2 separate regions of the Homo sapiens genome follow, and region 1 is linked to region 2. Evidence: chromatin contacts called from ENCODE Hi-C or POLR2A ChIA-PET data. All regions are on one chromosome and are shown on one strand. The core of a region is the stretch at or near the end of the contact, and the rest is flanking DNA. Distances in the headings are between cores, read along the strand shown.

Evidence for each region. A loop is a pair of places that touch in the nucleus more often than their neighbours do. ChIA-PET counts read pairs that join two places held with the same protein, here RNA polymerase II (POLR2A). Pooled maps may share reads with other maps.
Region 1: a pooled map shows a loop between it and region 2 (1.8-fold over the local background). The contact joins two enhancer-like sites. A Hi-C loop is called at or near these places in 4 of 168 maps with a recorded cell type or tissue (CD8-positive, alpha-beta T cell, Right ventricle myocardium inferior, endothelial cell of hepatic sinusoid and 1 more) and 7 of 50 pooled maps. POLR2A ChIA-PET finds 5 or more read pairs at or near these places in 4 of 52 experiments (CD4-positive, alpha-beta T cell, WTC11, activated naive CD8-positive, alpha-beta T cell and 1 more).

What each region holds. Positions count from the first base shown.
Region 1 is chr2:126,760,981-126,763,680 of GRCh38, reverse strand. No RefSeq gene overlaps it. Among named protein-coding and RNA genes, the nearest start is that of GYPC, 110 kb to the right of the region's middle. Within about 2 kb of position 1,325, at least 3 of the 41 ENCODE cell types and tissues checked have a DNase peak (open chromatin) inside an H3K27ac peak, as active enhancers do.
Region 2 is chr2:126,697,814-126,700,513 of GRCh38, reverse strand. No RefSeq gene overlaps it. Among named protein-coding and RNA genes, the nearest start is that of GYPC, 43 kb to the right of the region's middle. Within about 2 kb of position 1,322, at least 4 of the 41 ENCODE cell types and tissues checked have a DNase peak (open chromatin) inside an H3K27ac peak, as active enhancers do.

The DNA.
Region 1 (2,700 bases), core at 76-2,575, 63 kb before region 2:
TTCTGCTCTCTTTCCTTTCTTCATCTACGTTCATTATCCAGTCACTTAACCTCACTGAGCCTGCTGCCTCATATAAAGTTGGAATAATATACCTATCTCAGGACAGCTCCTAGGATTAAAAGACTTAATATATGTAAAGCTCTTAAGAAACAGTGCTCAGACCAGAGCAAGTCGTGGAAAAGTGGTTGTGATTTTTATTATTATGGATTTTTAACATTATTATTACTCGTCATAGTGAAATGGTTCATTGCAAGGACTCTGGAGCCAGACTGCCACATATTAGCTGTGTGACCTTGGGAAGATACTTAACCTCTCAGTTTCTTGTTTTTGTCCTTTGTAAAATGCAGTTAATACTTGTCCTTACCTCAGGATTATTATGAGGATTAATAGTTAGTAAAGTGCTTAGAACAGTACTGGCATGCAGTAAGTGTGCTGTATGTGTTGTTCAGTAAACATTTCCTGAAGCTTTTCCTGCAGAAAAGCAATTATTTTCAGTAGTGTTTATTCTGTTTCTTGCTGTTTCTAATGTGTTATCTGTAATGATGTTTTGATATTAATTTGCTTCTGTATGTCTATAATGTTTTTTCACTTCGTTCTGTTTTATCATTCTGTCACTGAGCTCTCTTGTTATTGACTTTACACCCTTTTAAGTTGTACTTTAAAGCAATTCTGGAACATTTCTTTTCACTCCTTGAGTGATGTTTTCTTCTAGGTAGGGTTCTTTGTTCTTGAATGCTCTTTCCCTTTTCTTCATTGTTAGTGTGTGTGTACGTGTGTGTGTGTTAGTGTATACTGTGCATATCTGTGCTCCTTTGTGTAAGTGAATCTTTTTTTTTTTTTTTTAATCTTGCCTTCTGCTCAGGCAGCATTGTCCAGAGCTTCTGTCTGCTCCACTCAACACTGTGGTGACTTTCTTCTTTGTCTGAGGCACCTTACTTCCCCCTTGAGAGCCTCTGTTTCACTGGATTACTGCAGCCTGAGGGCATGGCACAGGGATGGATAGGGTACAGGCTCTGAGAGCCCTGGGCTGGGGCTTGCCTCAGATGGCTGAAGTGTTGACACTGGGAAAAACACCTGCATGAACCTGTTCCCCATTACTAGAGGTGGGGTTAGGGGAGGGTTAGACCTTTACTCATGTCCCAGTAGCCAGCAACCACTTCCATTTTTTTCAGTAAGAAAGGACAAGACCCCCACTCCTTCAACTCCAGTTTTCTTCACTCTGGGCTTGAGGGTGCTCGTGAGAATGCTCAGCGTTTTTCAGACTTGCCAGTGTGTTCTTTGGGGTGGGGCAGGTTAGCCTCGGTGAGGTGGGCGGCTTCCTGTCTGGGTGTGTAGAGCACCAGCTTGTGGCCTGCTCTTCCTTTGGTTGCTGTTGGAGAAACTTTTTTTGGAGGGGGTGGGGCCTTTAATGTATGCTTCCACTTGTTTTTTAAAAAAACATAGTAAATTAATTTTCTTTTATTTTTCCCCAACTTTACTGAGATATAGTTGATAGTTAAACATCACATGGGTTTAAGTTGTCCAACTTGAGGATCTGATACACATATATGCTGGGCTTTCAGTAGCTGCTGCTTATGTGGTTGGAGACTGGGCTCAGAAGCCCTGTGACCCAGTTGCTTTTAGCCAGCTTAACTGTCTTTTGATTAATCCTTTTCTTTTTTTGTCACTGCCTCCCCAGCAATCTTTAAGAGACTACTATGTTATCAAATCTATATAGTAAGCCAGAAAAATGCCTCTGAAACTGGAATAAGGGCTTTAAAATGTGGCTAATATCTGCTATTCCCTTCTTCCCTTGACTGAATGAAGAAGCACAGTCACCCCGAAACTGGGCTGATTCCAAGGCACTCCCAAGTTTGCAGAGAAGTATAAATTCTCTCAACTGTCTTACAGCCTGAAGGACAGCAAGGGTCAGGTTGGGTAATTTTAATTATATTCAGTTAGCATGTCTTGAAGCCCATAAATCTAAATGCCAATAAATTAATATATTATTCTGAGTGCCTCCCAGCCACAGCATTAAATCACTTATGCAGGGAGTGCCACGAAGAATGGGGCAAACTCCCAGAAGCACAAGCATTTCAGTTTTTCTGTAGTAATCTGTCATTAATGGGGCCTGCAAATTCCCGTGTCCACACATGTGAGCAAGAAAAATGGAATGTGCCCCCTAAGCATGAACTCGGCCCACTATGCCCTTGGCTTCTGTGCAGCTGTCCATGCCCAGAGCCTCCATGACAGCGGCCTAGTCATTCCTCTCCAGGAGCCTGGTCTGGTTTCAGGGGCAGGTGCTTCTTTTTGTGTAGGACGTTTAGAGTCAGGCTGAGTTAAAGTGCCTCTGGTCTTTACTGTTTGATATCAGGAAGGATTTCAAACCCCACCTTTGATACTCAGGCTGTTGCAGGGGGCCTTGGGTTTGAGCAGGCTGGGATGAGGGTGAGGCAGGTGAGGTGCCACTTCCAGTTGATGATGGAATCCTGCTGTGCATGTACAACATTAGAGCTTGATGGGCAAGACAACATCCCACTCATGATGGGGGGCTAAGGTTGCATGGAAACTTGGCCTCTTCACTAAGACCCAGTAGCAGCCAAGAGCTCTTTCTCAAAAGGAGAGTAGTTATCTGCAGAGGACGGCTCAGTTTTACTCTGGAATCCTGGACTATGATTCACGTATAGGAGCCTGCTGCAGGCCCCGAACAGTGTCCCTGTC
Region 2 (2,700 bases), core at 73-2,572:
TTCATAGCATCATGCTGACATGCTAAATTGCAAACATTAAAATGCCTGTAGTTCTACTTGTGGCAGTGGGCCAGCTAAAGTACTGTTGGCCCCTAAATCATTCCCGTTGCTATGATGATAAAAATCTTTAGGTAAGGAATGAAAAACAATTGAGCAGATTCTCTCCAGGGAGGACAAAAAGATAAAATCATGAAGGGGAGTTCCTTCCATTAAAAAAAGAAGAAAAAATTCTCTCTAATATTTACATAACAATTGGCTCAAAGCCTTGACCTCCTGCCGCTTCTTCTGGTGAATAGATGAGATCCATCTCTCTCCAGGCAGGATGGGCCAAGTCATGTGAAATTCAGACTAAACAATGGAGCAGCTGGAGGAGTGGGTGAGCCCCAGGGTGGGGAGGCCTCCAGCTCCACAGGCAGGGTCTGAGCCTTGCTAGATCTTTTGAAGCCCCTTTGTGAATTTCCATGGTGCATTTTCATCTTTTGTCTTGTTTAACTTGATCATTATCTTATCCATATGATAGAGACTGACTTGTTCCTTCAGTGACTCTTTATTACCTATGCAACAAAGTCCTAATTTCTTAGCTTGGGACTGAAGCCGCTCTGTGGTCAAGCCCTTATATACTGTGCAACTGGCCCAAGCCTCCCTTCTTCTCTAAAGCCTTTCCTAAGTCCATCTCACTCCCAAGATAGAACTGATCTCTCTCTCCTTAGTGTTTTAAATTGATCTGTATCACTACTCTCTCAGCATCCATAATACTTTAGGGCTTATATATATTTACATGTTTATCTTCTCCCCTAAGCTAGGGACCCCTGAAGGCAGAGGCTGCTATATTCAGCTATGTAATTTCAACACTTACATGGTACCTAATAAATGTTTGTGGATTACAGCTATATACTCAGACACACACACATATATATTATCTATCTGTCTCTGAATCTGAAATTTAATCACTAAATACTCTTAGTTTGGGAATGAGCACTTTGAAGAAGCACAAATCATCTAAGAAGTGTTGGTAGGGATGCTTTGGCATGATGTAATCTAGATGATCACTTTCCTTTTCATAAGACTGGCCTGGGTGCAAGCGTCCTGGGTGCTGGAAGTGTGGATGAGGTGTGACCGGGCTGGCAGCACTTGCTATCTCTATAAGCTAATCATCCCACCAAGAGCAGATAGGCTCCACTGCATTATCTCTCGCCACCAGGAGAGACCTCTCAACCAGGCCAGCTCTGACTAGGGATGGGGATGCTGGCAGAGGTGCCTGGGCCATCACTGTCCAGGGCCACTGGGTGGCAGAGACCTGGCTGGGGATTCTCTGATCCCAGCACTGGTCAGTCATGCCAGCATCCATGAGTCTTGATGCCACCTGCTCTGCTCCCTGGGCAGCTCCTGCTGACTCATCTCAACCTCCTGAAGGGAGGCCAGACAGGCCTGAGTTAAATGGCTCCTCTGCCATTAGAAACTGTGAGACCTCCAGTAAAGCTCATTGACCTTTCTGCACCTCAATTTCTACAGATCTAAAGGGAGGATAAGGATATCCACTTGCCAGGATTATTTCGAGGATTAAAGGAGGCTTATGTGCAAAGAAGCTGGGATTTTCTACAGACAGAGCTCTGTCCCTTTCCCTCTTCTTCCAGCCCTTCTCTGCCCCATCCCCTCTCTTCCTTTCCTCTCCTCTTTCTTCCTTCTTAACAGTCTTTTTGACTCTTTGGTGTGTGCAAATTTGTGCATTATTTACCCCAACTAACACTGGTTGCAGACGTGCTGCAGAATGACTTAGTGCATTGCTGGAGGAAGTATCAGATTTAAAAACCTGGTCCCTAATCTAAGAGAGGATTATTAATTGCCCACAAGTGTCCACCAGTGTGCACTCTGTGTGTGTGTGTGCATTATCTCTTTAAGTTGCCCTGCTCTCTGGTGTGGCCATCTGGCCTCTGCAGTTAGCCTGCAACAGTTCCCTCCTCGTGGCATCTGAGCTAGGCCACCTGGGACAAACCAGCTCTGCAGCTTCCATGTCATCACTACTGCTGCTGAGCCTGATTCTGGCTGGGTCTGGGGACCCAGTAGACTGGGAGCAGACTGTGTTTCAATTGTTTTCCAGGACACTAGGCAGGCAAAAGAGTGAGGATAAAGGGAGGTGAGGAAGGGGAGGTGAGTGGCCAGGGAGTCAAGCTTAGTATAGACAGCCCCTGGGCCCAATGAGGGAGAAAGGAATGAGTTACCATCATCCTTCCCCCACATAGGCACCTGCTCTCTAGGAGGCCTCGAGAGCCCTGGGCTCATCCTCTTCTGGAGCCTTTTCACCCCAATGAGTGTCTATGTGTAGGTTCTGGTGCCTCCTCTGTGCTCACTGGACAGTGATCTGTGCTCCCAAACCTGGAAGATGTGGGTGCTCAAAAACCTGAAATGGCATTGCCACAGGAGGGGATGTTAGAAACCATTTACCTGAGTGTTTCCAAAATGTGCTCCGAGGACCACTTGGTCCACGAGTTCCTAGCAGGTATCGTGTGAGCAAATGGGGTCTCTGGTTCAACATGCTTGGGAAAGGCTATGTGCACAGCTCCCCTCCCACCAGTGTCAGCATCCACACTGGGCCAGTGAAGACGCTGAGGAGCCTGCACTGCTTTCACTTTACATGATACATCATTTTCTAAACTGACTTGTGCATATTCATTGGGCCTATTTATCGCCATTTTTGCCACA